2 separate regions of the Homo sapiens genome follow, and region 2 is linked to region 1. The links are chromatin contacts, found by Hi-C or POLR2A ChIA-PET in ENCODE. All regions are on one chromosome and are shown on one strand. Each heading gives the region's core, a stretch centred on a gene start or an enhancer-like site at or near the end of the contact. The rest is flanking DNA. Distances are from core to core; before and after follow the strand shown.

Region 1 (7,023 bases), core at 2,214-4,713:
CAGCGAAACTCACCCAGCCTGGGCAACAACCTTATACCAAGCTGTGGAAGAAGAGGCCCCCCAAGCTCTGCAGGGGAGTGAAGGATCCCTGTAACATTTCCAGTGGGCACTGGCTCTCAGGAATGGTTGGCTTCGTATTCTAAGCTGAAGTGGTGAGGGCTGGGCCCACAGGCGGACTCAACCAGCCATTGTTAGAGGTGGTATCGCCTAGTGGTTAGGAGTGCAAGCTTTTGTTTCGAATAACCGTGGGGAAGCCCCTTAGCCTCTCTGAGGCTCAGTTTCCTCACCTGAAAATGCGAGTGATGCTACTACCTCCCTCAGTTTGTTATGAGAAATACATGAGATGATGTTTGCAGTGTGATTAGCAGAGTGCCTGGCATTTTAGAAGGGCTTGACCTATAAGGGTGTTATTGCTAAGCTGAATGAGAAGAGCCTGAGGTGTAGAGAGATATATAGTCTTCACAGGACATGCGGCAACTACCCTCCACTTACAAAAGTCGTGGTAGACTGGAAGGTGTTGAGTAAGGCTGGAGCCAAGTGGTGATTGTGAGTGAAGTCCTAGACTCCTCTGCCCCAGACTCCAGTCCAACAGGACAAACTGTTCCGGAAGGAAGGATGGTCTGAGCCTCAGCTGGTCGGGCCTAGTGATGCCATGTGGGACAACCTATTCAATCTTCATAACCACTCTGTAATAGGTGTATAATTATCCCATTTTTCAGATGAAAAAATTGAGGCTCAGAAAGAGATGTTATAGTTGTGGCCCAAGATCATACAGTGAATATGCAACAGACACTGTTCACCTAAACACAAACTTCAAAGCTTACATGAGGCTGTAAAGCAAGGGGACACTAAGAACAGGTCTGGGGTGGTCCAGCAATGGGGCTGTCTGGAAGTGGCCCCTGTCCAGGGGTTTCTGTGGCCTGGCCTCTAAAACCCCTGCTGTCTGCCTATTCTTCAAGCCTAGGCCTCTGACTTTCTGCAGACTATCTGAACCTCCATATATCCTTCCATAAACACCTTTTATGTAAGTAGCCAGAGTTGGTTTTTGCTCCTTGCCCTGAAGAACACTGACAGTCCAAAGCCTCAGCAGGCTGTCTCCTCAGTGATGCCGCCTGCCTTGACTGGGAATAGGAGGTGGGTGATGCTTTGGCCCTACAGGGCTCAGCTGGCTGCTCTTTCTCACCTGAAGTGCCTTTTGCTAAGCCCAGGAGTGCAGGGCTTTCTGCTGGTCTCCATTATGTTAGCTTGGCTGCATAGTCAAGTGGGGTGGGACTCCAGCAGAGAGGGCTAGGGGCCACCCAGACAGTAACCCCTATGATATATAACCCCTCTCACTGGTCACACAGTGACACATGTACCCATAGATCCTTGCACTCTTACAAACAATGCCAGCTTCACATCTTCCCCCTTCTCCATTTGCATGTACACCCCACATGTGTACATTCTTTGTCCCTCTGGCTCCCGTGGCCCAGTCTATTTCTCTTCCCCATCAGCCAATTGAGCCACCTACCCATTTTGGTGCTGGAACAGTGTGAGCTGGGAAGCAGGAAGTGGTGGGTGATGAGGCTAGAACAATGTGGAGGGGCTAAGCTGATACCTCCCTGTGAGGACAGGGGACCTCTGAAGTGCAGTATCGCATATACGATCTTGGGGTGCTAGGTGGGGACTGCTGCTCTCTGTAGCTCCCTGCTCCCAGAAGTTAGCAGAACTGTGCTGTGGTTGGAGTTCTGCATGAAGAATCCCTGAACGACCCTACTGCTGCTCCCATTCTGCGTCTATCTTCTTCATTTTTAGAGACAAGGTCTCAGTCTGTTGCCTAGGCTGGAGTGCAGAGGCATGATCATAGCTCACTGCAGCTGAAGTTATAGCTCAAGCAATTCTCCTGCCTCGGCCTTCGGAGTAGCTAGGACTATAGGTGTGAGCCACCACGCTTGGCTAATTTATTATTTTTTGTAGAATCAGGGTCTCACTATGCTGTCCAGGCTGGTCTCAAACTCCTGGCCTCAAGCAGTCCTCCCACCACAGCCTCCTGAAGTGCTGAGTTACAGGCGTGAGCTACCATACACAGCCTTCTTTTCCTTCCTCATCGGGGGTCCTCTCCTTTTACCATACTGCTTTCTGCTTCCTAAGGCGGATAAGATAAAACAAACAACCCAATCTCCAGGGACAACTGCCTGGCTTCTCCTTCCTCAAACCCAGCAGATTATAAGGCAGAGGCTCTGCCTTGTTCCTCTTCCTAGAGCATCCCATAGACATATGAATTGAAGGTGAGCCTAAAAGGACTGGGAGTGCAGGTGGGTGGCTGATTTCGATGCTCCCCTCCAGGCACAGTTGAGGAACTCAGTGTCCTGGATGTTTCTTCCTTATTAACAAACGCCTTCAGGTCAAGGTAGCCTGGAATGCTGGGCAGTTTACTTCTTTGGGTTCATTCCTCCTAGATTTTGGTCTGGTCATCCTTCACTAGGCTTTTGGTTCTTCAATGCTTTTAAAAGATTTTTCTTTTTAAGATTTTTTTTCTTTTTCTTTCTTTTTCTTTTTTTTTTTTCTTTTTGAGATACAGTTTTGCTCTTGTTGCCCAGGCTAGAGTGCAGTCGTGCAATCTTGGCTCACTGCAACCTCTGCCTCCTGGGTTCAAGCAATTCTCCTGCCTCAGCCTCCCAAATAGCTGGGATTACAGGCGCGTGCCACCATGCCGTGCTAATTTTGTATTTTTAGTAGAAATGGGGTTTTGTCATGTTGGTCAGGCTGGTCTTGAACTCCTGACCTCAGGTGATACGCTTGCCTCGGCCTCCCAAAGTGCTGGGATTACAGGTGTGAGCTACTGCACTAAGCCTCGTTTTAAGATTTATTTGGCTTTTCAAGTTGTCCTCAGTCGGGGGGGTTGGTAGAGAGTCCACAGGTAACATTATTAGTCCAGTTTGACAGAAAATAAAACAGGCAGTTTCCCTATCCTTCAGACTGCCACTTTCCTATAAAACTATTTCTTATCCTTTTTCTCAAGTTCTTTTGCCTTAAATGCCAACATCTTCTCCCCTATTCCCACTCTTAATAATCTTACTTCCTATTTCGTTGAGAAAATAGAAGCAATCAGAAGAGGACTCCCCTGTGCTGCTCCTCGTACTACCTGCTTCTCTTCCCGGTGCTCAGCTTCCCTCCGGTTACAATGAGGGAACTGTCCAAACACTCCGGCGAGGCCACGCCTACCGCCTACCTAAGGACATGGTTCCTGCAATTATCCTCTCTCCTGCAATACCAAACTTTTCCTCTCTGAGGGAGTATTCCCATCAGAAGAGAAACAGATTGTAATATTGCCCTCCAAAAGAAAATCTCTTCTTGATCCTCTATCTCTAATGCCTGGCTACCACCTGTTTTTATGCTCCTCATCGCAAGTGAAACTCCTATAAAGGGTTGTTTACACTCATTGTCTCTACCTCTTCTTCCATTTCCTCTTGAACTTCCTCTGAGCTGGCTTCTGCCCCCTTATTCTACAGAACAGTTTTTGTCAAGATCACCAATCATCACCATGTTGCCAAACCCAATCCAATTCTCAGGACTCATTTTACTTAATCCATCAGTGGCTCACTCCCTTCTCCTTGGTTTCTGGGGTTTCCCCCCGAGTCCCTTGGCTCTCTCTGGTCTTCTCTGCTCCCTTCTTATCCCACAGACCTCTAAACACTGGATGGCCTCAGGGCTCAGCCCTTGGGTGATTTCTTTTCTCAACCTCTAAGTGGCTTACCCTAAGGGATCTCAAGTCTACAGGCTATATATACCTTGACAAATGTCCAAATTTGTATCTCCAGCCCAGACCTCTCCTGAATTCCAGGTTCACATAGTTAACTACTTACTCTCAGTAAACAGGCAGATGTTTAATAAGAAATGAAAATTTAACATGTTCAAGAACAAATTCATCATTGCACCCCTCCTAGATCTTAATCTTCTCCATTCAAAAATGGTCACTGCATTCTTCCAATAGCTCAGATCAAACACACTGGAGTCAAACCTTTTCTTTTTCATGCCCATAATCAATTGCGTCAACTTTACCTTCAAAATATAGACCATAGTTGTTCTCCCTCATCACTGGTCTGAGTCACCAGCATTCCTCACCTGAATTATTTCAGTAGCCTCCAAACTGGTGTCCCTTCTCCCATCATGGCTCCCCTACCATCTGTTTTCCACACAGAAGCCAGAGTGACCCTTTGAAAACAGAGCAGATCATGTCACAACTGTGCTCAGTCTCCTGGGGCTTCTATTTTACTTGGTGTAAAAGTCAAAAATTTTTTTTTCTGAGACAGGGTCTCACTCTGTCGCCCAGGCTGGAGTGCAGTGGCACGATCAAGGCTCACTACAGCCTTGACCTCCCAGGCTTCTCCCACCTCAGCCTCCCCAGTAGCTGAGACTCCAGGTGTGCATTACACCTGGCTAATTTTTTTGTAGTTTTAGTAGTGACAGGGTTTTGTCGTGTTGCCCAGGCTGTTCTCGAACTGCTGGGCTCAAGTGATCCTCCCACTCAGCCTCCAAAGTGCTGGGATTACAGGCGTGAGCCACTGCGCCTGGCCAAAAGTCAAACTCTTGACAAGGGACTACACAGGGTCTTCCAAGATGGGACCCTGTTACTTTGCTGGTCTCCTCTTCTACCTTCCCCTAGCTCATTCTGCTCCAGCCTCTTGCTCTTCTTTGAATGGGTCGTGCATTGTGGTAACCCTTTGGCAGCCCTGCCCAGAAGGACTGGGTGCTGTAAACTGCAGTGCCCTCCTTGCCTTCGTGCGTCAATGACTCCTTTTCCTAGAATGTCTTTCCCTCATTTGTTGCAGCTAGACTCCTATCACAACCTACAAATTTCTCATTGCTCAAATTTCAAATGGGTAATTCCTCTCTGAAAGCTCAAGTTACAAATTTCTCACCACTCTCTCTTCATCACCACGTAGCTCTTCCCTACTTCAAAAGGTTCAATTCCAGCCCCCAAACCTCACCCTTAAATTAGGTAAACTCACTTCCCCTGTTCCCTGACTCATCTTCCTTCTACACTCTAGTGGCATTTGGTACACACCTTTACTAGCAAAACATAACCTTCGGCTTGCCCATCATCCTCTTCCGGCTTGGAGGCTCCAGAGGTTCGATGTCATGGTTGGCTCTGGATCTCCAGTGCCTCACACAGTTTTTGGTACATATATATTCAATAAATGTTTAAAGAAAAATAATTTCAAAAGGACTTAGGCAGAGTTATGTCCTAACAACTATGGACAACTACAATTTATGTCAGGAAATAAACTATTCCACAACACACCTATTGTTCTACATGAGCTAAAATTATTCATAGGGTTCAAATCGGAATTTTTCTAGGATTCTCTTCTGTCACGAGATTACATTTTTCATCTTCTAATAACTCTTAACTATTAGCTCAATGTCTTTAAAAGAAGGCAGTCACGTTTTAAAGGAAAGGGGAAAGTCTTTTTAGTCTTCTGTTTGTAGAACGTTTCATCACTGACTTGGTTCCAGTGGAGGCCCCAGCAGGCTGCTGGTATAGTAGGCTTGCCTGAACAACCAAGAACCTTGGCATCCTACCGTCAGTCAGAGGCAGGGTGTATTGACAAACTTAAGCAAGGTGTTTCACTGTATCTCCAGCCTCCCAGGCTTCAATCAGCTAACAATGGGAGGGAGGGAGAGGCGAGGGAGAGAGGGGAGAGCGGACAGGGGAGAGGGGAGACGGAGGAGAGGGAGGAGAGGGAGGAGAGGGAGGGGAGAAACATACTACTGCCCTCTAGTGGCAAAAATTTCTAGACTCTTACTGCTGAACTGCTTCAAAATGCTGAGCCCACACCAAATTCATTTTGAGTCATTCGAAGTTTTGATGAGTGATAAGTATTTTTGAAAGCTATTCCCAGGGGAGTCCCTTAACCTCTTTTTAAGTAACATTCACTTTTGCATCTTATGGGCTCTTTGGTACTGGGGGAGGACTGAACGCTGAATTTAAAAGGGAGAATCACTCTTGGGGATCTTGGTAGGTGCCCCTGTTGGACCCCCACTCAAGGCCTTTAAGAGCTACAGGAGAGGGCTGTCTTATAGCTCTCAGTAAAATGGATGTCCTTGTTCAAGTTCAAGGCCAATCTTCCTACCTGTGCTTTGGATCTCATAGTCCTGGCCCCTTCGTCAAGTATCTTTGCCTTATCAAATAGCTCCCTTTCCCCTTGTTTTCAAATTCAATTAACTCTTAAAATTCAGTTCCAGTGTCAGTTACTTTCCTCATTATCCTCCTCCCTCCCGAATCTATGTTAAGCTTGATTAGGATCGTACTCTACCCATATAATACTGAAAGCCACAATATTAAGCAAGCCAGTCCTGTTTGAGGGTACAGATTTTATTTTGATTTCTATATATATTTTGAAGCCTATGAAAGCTTCTGGCAAACAGTAGGTGAAAGCTCAAAAAATGTGTGGAATAACTATATTAATGATCTCATGAATTACATTCCAATGTTCTAGTCCAGTTCCGTTTTACAGAAAATAAACTGAGGTCCAGAGAAGTTGAATAACTTGCCTAAGGCCTTACAACCAGTCAGGGGAAGACCAAGGACTACAATTTTGGATTCCTTACTAATTAAGGATCCCTGACACTAGGCCCTCCCGACACTCTGTGAATCATTGTTTGCTGTGTATTTTCTACATTTGCAGAAAAAGAAAGCAATACGTGCCATCTTTTTTATAAGGCGTAGACTTTTCTTAGTGTGTATGGTTTTGATAAAGCTTTTATTGATAGAAAACTCAGAATCAAGAGTAATGGACTACAATCACCCTTAAATGAGGCAGCCTGGCCTGGTGGAAAGAGTATCGGCCTCTGAGAACTAGGGTGTTTATTCAGTAAATTTGTTGTCAAGAGGAATAAAAAGATGACTAGGATACTGTCTACATCCTTAAGCACCTGATAACCTAATAGAAGAGGTAAAGACATGTCCACAAATGATTATTATAAGGCAGAATGTGAAGAGTTGTAGAAGTTATGAACTAACTATGGATGTACAAACATGGA
Region 2 (7,023 bases), core at 2,135-4,634, 93 kb before region 1:
CGGGTGGAAGAGGCACTTGTCTCACAGGAAAACACAACCATGTTAGGGACTGTGAGTGTGTCCCAGGTCCAGGGCTTGCATGGTGGAGGAACCTCTGAAACAGCAGCTTTGGAGGGAGGGCACGCCCCTGCCATGCAAAGTCCTCTTTGTTGATCAACACCATTATTAGAAATGTGCACATCCCAGCAAAACCAGCAGGTCACACATTTACAAAAGTGCCTGCCACACTAGAGCAGGAGGGTTCTGGGCCTTTTCAATGTGCAGATTCTAATTCCTGGTACAGGGAAGTTGCTCAGTGAAAGGACAAAATGACTTCAGTGTATAGAGTTTGCCACAGTCCTCCGGAGCAGTACCTTTCATTCTCTGCTTACCCTCAGCAGAGGAGTGGGAGAAGTGGGTCTGAAGTTCTGGGGAACTTCGGTGAGTTGGCAATACCTCAAGAGTGAGGCTAATGGGTTGCTTAGTAGGAATTATGATGATATTGCAACCCACAGGCCAATGGGCATCAGGGCAGTCGGCCAGGACAGAGCACTGGCCAGTGCCCTAGGCTCCCAGCCCAGCAGCTGGACACGGTCCACACTGTCTTGGCGCCAGGTGTGAAACTGCCAGCCCAGGCAGCTGTGCAGGCTGTGGTGTGTTGCTCAACCTCTCTGAGCCTTAGTTTCTCTTCCGTTAAGTAGTGGGTGGAGTAGGGAGAGAGACTACTGCCCTTAGCTGGCAGGGCTGTCACGAGCATCGTGAAAGTGTGTATCATGCCCTTAACTGGCCTCTTTAGGTCTTAATAAATTGTAGCCAGTGTTTTTACTTCCTGATGTCCAGCAGAACCAAAGAATCTGTGGCACACATATGTTAATGCTTTAAATACCACTTAAGACATTTCTCTTAACTCCCAAAGCAGACTGTAAACTCCTCTAGAGCAGAGGATATCAAGTAATAGATACCGTCTACGGGCACCCGGTACTGGGCTTGGAGCTTTATTAAAAAAATACCTGGCTTTCCTAATTCTTAGGAGCCCCAAAGCCGGCATCATCATCACCTGCATTGTACCCACAAGGGCACTGGGCTTGGAGCGGTTTATGCAATCACAAGGGGAGCAGAGGAGCATGCTGAGCTGGAGTCTCCAGCTCCAAAGCTCCAGCTCTTCTGCCCCACTGCCTGTCTGTAAAGGGCTCCTCACTTTGAATCCCTTGAACCCTACTGGGCACCAAACTGCCACTCAAACAGCAAGCCAGAAACCTGGCCACAAGCCTCTGGTTTAATGTTTCCTAAAGGAGGGACTGTGCCCGATTCAGCAGCATCCAAAATTCAAAAGGCAAAGTCAAAGAAGAGTTCATTTCCTTTCAGTAATATCTAAAGTAGGATGGAAAATAAGCCTGCTGAAAAGCTGCCTCTTTTGCCAGAGCTAGAGAGAGAGAGGGAGCACCTCTCCTGCTGTTCCTGGTCAGATCAGGTGAAGGCCAAGGAAACTGATCTCTCACGGTAGGGGGAGGGGATGAAGGGCACAGGGACAACAAGGTACATGCAGTTGACTTAAGAGCAGGGAAAAAACCACAGAGGAATGTTTTGTGTGGGATCCTGAGATAGCAGGGGATATGAGGACCAGAGGCTGCCGCAGACCATTCACAGCCACCCAAGCGCTGCTTCTCCCAGGCTCCCGCTTACCTGAGCCAATGTAAAGATTCTTTTCAAAAAAGTCTTTGCTAGCTGTAGTGTTTATTTAAGGATAAGATGACCCAACTTCCACTATATTTAGTGCATGAAAAACCACAGGTGTTTGACTCCAGGAACTGCTTAGGGTTGTGCTATTAGTTTTCTGACTCCCCTCCCTTCTTGGTTTCATTGTTTCAGCATTGCAGGTGAGCTGGTTTCCTGACTTCTGCAAAAGCCCTCCTGCACTCCCCCGCCCTCCTCTCCAGCCTGCAGGTAGTTTAAATACCCCCATAGTACATGGCTGCCTGGATAAGGTGTGGGGGAAACTGTGATGCTGTTTCCATTTCAATTCTAATTTAAAATGCCATGCCAACCACAATAGGCACCCTATTTTAACTTCATCAGTTGGCTTAATTTTTAATTTTAACTAATCAATTTAATCAGTGGCTTTGTCCTCCTCCTCATTCCTCTTGAAAGGCTTCTGTTGGAAGGCAGGATATTTGCTCTCCCGTGCCTCTTCCATGTGCCACCCTGTAAAATGCAGGACAAAGACAAAATAGCATACTGTAAAAGAACTGACAGCTGGAGCCTGGGAGTCAGACACCCCAGAGCCAGGTGCTGGCTGCAGCAGCTGTATGACGTTTAGGTTTCCTCACCTGTAAACCTAATCATCCTATCTCAGACTTTTTGGAAGATTAAATGCTAATGCTTAGCATGGGACCTGGTGCTCCATGAGCATTCCCCAAACATGTTAACGAGCCTGCAATGGGTCCCCCCACACCTGATTCACAAAGGGAGGGTTGTCTGAGGAAAGCTGCTGGTTTGTCCAAGGAATTCCTTTCCTGGATAAGTGGAAACGGATCTATTACCAGGCAACTCAACACCTCTTAGGCCCTTGAGAGGGGGCTGACATAAAAACTAATATTTGCAGGGTGAGTTATAGTTTACAGAGTGTTTTCAGTGTTGTAATAGTGGGGGAACCAGGCTTTGCAGTCAAATCTTTGTGCATGGGCTCTGTCTCTTACAAGATACGTAACCCTGGGCAACTCAGAGGCGCACTGAGCCTCTGGCTCCTGTGTACAGTGGAAACACTGCTACCTAGCTCACGTTTCTGAGACCTGCAAGCTATGTATATGCAATGTGTACTTGGTCAACCTAAAGCCTTAGTCTAAAGTGAGGAGTTCTCATTCCATTTTCTCATGGGTTTAGTTCCCAACAGGCCTCTTGAGAAAAACCTCATTTACTATCCATATGGAAGGGATGGATTGAAATGGCTGAAAACAGCCTGGCCAAAGTTGCTGTGGTGCTGCCCGTCTCCATCTCTCTCTCTCTCGAACACTATAGCCTCGGATACCTTTTTTCCAGGGAAGCACCCGAAAGAAAGGCAGCGACTCCAGCTTCTCATGCCTTTCCCTTAGGGACATTTCCCATTTTCGGAAACTTCCTAAGTAAAAGGTGGCCCTGGGATGGCCTGCTGTGGTGAAAATGCCCTGAGCTGGGAGACCTGTGATCCAGTCATGGCCAGAACAGGTAGCCTGCGTTGCTCTGAGCTGGGTGAGGAATGGTATGAAACCAAGCCTCCCGACAGGCTCCAGCTCCCTAGATTCTGGGCGGCACTGACAGAAACCTGCTTGAGAGAGTGATGACAGTCAGAGTACTGAGGAGTGGCTCACCGCCAGGGCAGCACATGCTTCTAGGTAGCATTTATCCCCAGGGAAGGACACAGTCCCGTGTTGCAGAAGGCACAGGGCCAGGAGGCAGGAAACCAGCACCGTGGCCCCAGGTCCAATGCCGTCACTTCGGACAGGAAGTCGCTTGACTCAGCTTTTAGGCAGGGAGCAGGGGTAGACCACTCAGCCCAGTCTGGGCACCACCCCTGACTTGCCTCTGACTCCACCTGCCATAAGTGCATACGGAGCTGAAGGCCTCTGGAGAGGATGAGGCTCCAGGCCAAGGTAAGGTGGCAGAATGGCACCATCACACTGAGGCTCTGGCTGCTCAGAGGTCATATGGAAAACCCCCACAGGTCCTGCTGATGCTCTCAGCATCTTCCAGCTGATACTAACCCCAGATTACAACCAAGCGCATTACTATCCCGCCCAGGCGACTACTCGGACAGTGAAGGAGAAAAAGAATCCCCGCTCGTTTAGAAGTGTACTTCTGGAACCCTAGAGGTCCCGGGTGGCAACGACGGGAGCTTCATTCCAAGGCTGAGGAATGAACACTTGGGGATGGCATGAGAGGAATTCTACTAAAACACCAGAAGGATAGGTCTGCCAGGAGGACTGGGTGGGTGGGGAGTTTGAAATAATACTGCTGAGCGTGAAGACTGCAACCCTTAGTACTGACCTTGCTCAGGGGCCAAGAGCTTGTGTTCAATTGTGTTAGTGTCCGGGACATGACTACTCATTCCAGGAAGCTGGGCACCAGCACATCCCACACAAGTTGTCCTGCGTATAAATATTGGTCTGGACAAGGGGACTGAAATGGTTTCTGGCACCAAAATGAGGCATTACAACACATTCAGGTAAATATCCAGGATTCAGCCTCTAAGTGGCTAATGGCCCAAGGACAAGTCCTCCAGGGAAAACCCATCCAGTTCAACATTTGAAGCACCAAATCTATGCCAGTTATGTGAAAAGTGGGCAGAGAATGAAGCACGCAGGTGTTCACAATGTGGGTGAAGAGCTGATGCAACCCAGTAAGAACACGAATAGAAAAAGCAGGAAGGGGGAGGTGGCAGACATAGGGCCTGGTAAGCCAGAGGAGGTGAGGATTAGCTGAGATTTTAGAAGCCTGCTGTGGGGTCACGTGCACGGAAGAAGCTGTGTGCTCCAGAACTCCAAGTAGGCCAGCTTAGTATAGTAGGTCAAAGGATAGGAAGGTAGACTGGGGCTAGCTAGCTCCAGACATCTGCTCTTGCACAGACATGTTGAGTCTGACATCTGCTCTTGCACAGTAGGGTCTTACACAGGTTTTAATGTATGGGAGGGGCCCAGGCACATCTGTTTTAGAAAAAGCCCTTGACAGAGTCAAGAAAAATAGAGACAAGACTCATGAAATAGCCCAAGCAAGAGCTGAAGGCAACCAAGAGGGCAGAGTCAAGGAACATTTCAGAAGGTACACGCAGTAAAAATGGGGAGGAAGAAGATCGTGGGGATGGCTGATGGGCAAGCATAAGATCAGAAAATTGCTCTTCAATGATCCCAATTCTTGTAGTGAAAAGAGAAGAATGTCACCCCAGCCTTCATGAACAGTTCTAGATCCAGACAGTGTCTAACCGATGTGAGTAGATGACTAGAACAGAGGTAGTCCATCATAAAGCTAAAGAGGCCACTGACATGGATGTGGATGGGCAGAATGAAGGGAGGAGTGAAGAGGCAACATGGAGAGTGTGAGCTGGCAGTCAGGGCTTAAGAGGAGTGAGGGTTACTTATTGAGTAAACATGCCAAAGAAGTGATTGGAAGGACTCCACACCTACCAGACTCCAGAGCATGCACATCCTTGGCTGAAAGGTTTGAGGAGGAGCAGGGACAGGTGGAGGCAAGGGGATGAAGGATTTTACACAGCCAAAGACATAAGTTTCATGAGGACAGTTAGGAGAATGCCATAGGATTTCAAAGAAATTCCACAAAGAAGGGAGGCCACGGAAGGGGCAAGACTTGGGGTGGGCAGGGGTTGTTGTGAATTAGATCAAAGGAATGAGGAGGAAGGTTGCTAACCAAAGTCTACAGCATCTCTTTATACCCTTCAAACATCTATCAACCACTCCAAGTATCACTTGTTCACTTCTATACTTCTTTAAAAATGTGAAGAAACTACAGTAGTTGTACATGTATGGCTGAAGTTGTTTTCTTTGTTGTTGTTGAAGTGGGCTAGGAGCTAAAGGGACTGAATTAAACAAGGTGCCAGCAAAGGCGAACTGCAAGACTACACCTGCCGTGGGTATTAGCTGAAAGGCTGTGGTCAACAACGAAGCCTAGTTTAAGTTAGCTGGGCACCTTGAAAAAGAGCCCAAATATTAAGGGATTTGTGGTCTCCAAGGTAACCACACAGCCCTCCCCCCTCAAAAAAGCATCTGTCCTTCAGAGAAGCATCCAAGGCTGATGTTGACAGCTTCCTATTTCTATTCAATGTTTCCTAAAACCTAAAATTCATCATTGAGAAGAAACAAATCAATGAGCATAAATGACAAGTTTTATTTAAATTTTAAATATACCTTTATTTCTCAAACTCAAAGCTTTATCAAGTTCTAACACATTTTGCATTGACAAGTGATTTTATCTGCATCAAGTAAGGTTAGTGACCACCACGAAAGAGGAATCCCCAGACCTCCTAGGCACTAAGAAATATTTCAAAGGCTATGCAAATATAGAACAAAAAGCTTTCAATTTAGTCTAATTGGTATCTATTTTTCATCTATATTAATTTGGAAATAAGTTGCTACCTTAGAAAAATTACATTTTTATCCATTAAAATAAAACACCAGATAGGTTGAGTTTTTTTAAAAACACCCACAGATCTGTATTTAGCTACTTCCTCTTTAGTAGATGGTCATCTCACCTTCCTATGCAAACACACACAAGAATTTGCACCAACTCTCACTAGCCCAGGCAAAACTCCAAGCATTTTATTTAGCTTACACTTCAATTATTTTTTTAAAGTGATAGGTAAACAAGATTTAGGCACTTGAACACACACACGCACACACACACACACACACAGTCTTTTATTTCCTGATCTTAACCTTAGAGTTCTCCACAAATAATCCTGAAAAGTTGCCAGATCTTTAAAAATACCTCTCCTCAACACCGCCCCCCTCCCCCACGACTTGGTCCTCTGATTTTAACTGGTTGAATTGGAATATGTTCCAAAGCGAGCTGTGAAATTCTAGTCTCTGCAAGATTAAGGATGTGAATCTAACCTTGGAAACTGGATTCTTACAAAGTCCACCCAGAAGGTTTTCCCTGACACAGAGCCCTGGTCCGACACCCAGGAAGGAATGGCCTCTATGAGCGTCAGGGTCTCGTCTCACCATTGGATAACTACTTTGCTCTCAAAAAGAGGACATTTGAGCTAAGAATATAGCTGTATCCCAATACAAGGCACCAACCAGTACCAGAAAGTAAACTACAAAGGAGTTATTCCTCAAGTTAGGAAGTTGCTTTTGAGTGGCACCATTTCCCAAAGTCAACAAAGCAGTACTAGTTAAAATCCTGACGTACCATAAGGGTAAGGGGTTAGTGCAGAGGTGAAGCTGAAGAATAAGCAGATTCAGGGTTTTAGCAATTTGATTATTAATGTGTCACCACAAAACACAAGTTCATACACAGCTTGCTGTGACTCAAACCCCAGTGAAAATCAAACTGGAC

What was found. A loop is a pair of places that touch in the nucleus more often than their neighbours do. ChIA-PET counts read pairs that join two places held with the same protein, here RNA polymerase II (POLR2A). Pooled maps may share reads with other maps.
Region 2: a loop to region 1 is called in a map with no recorded cell type, with 2.4 times the contacts of the local background. The contact joins two enhancer-like sites. A Hi-C loop is called at or near these places in 2 of 168 maps with a recorded cell type or tissue (K562 and Right ventricle myocardium inferior), 1 of 37 single-sample maps with no recorded cell type and 2 of 50 pooled maps. POLR2A ChIA-PET finds 5 or more read pairs at or near these places in 7 of 52 experiments (CD4-positive, alpha-beta memory T cell, H1, OCI-LY7 and 4 more).

The regions. Positions count from the first base shown.
Region 1 is chr1:117,533,916-117,540,938 of GRCh38, reverse strand. No RefSeq gene overlaps it. Among named protein-coding and RNA genes, the nearest start is that of TENT5C-DT, 68 kb to the left of the region's middle. RefSeq lists silencers at 5,534-5,773, 5,794-5,863. Within about 2 kb of position 3,463, at least 2 of the 41 ENCODE cell types and tissues checked have a DNase peak (open chromatin) inside an H3K27ac peak, as active enhancers do; they include OCI-LY7, where a contact is called at or near this core.
Region 2 is chr1:117,627,197-117,634,219 of GRCh38, reverse strand. It overlaps TENT5C (terminal nucleotidyltransferase 5C), which reads right to left. Exons shown (of 2, transcript NM_017709.4): 2 at 5,831-7,023. Among named protein-coding and RNA genes, the nearest start is that of TENT5C, 25 kb to the right of the region's middle. RefSeq lists enhancers at 2,811-3,361, 3,362-3,912. Within about 2 kb of position 3,384, at least 10 of the 41 ENCODE cell types and tissues checked have a DNase peak (open chromatin) inside an H3K27ac peak, as active enhancers do; they include OCI-LY7, where a contact is called at or near this core.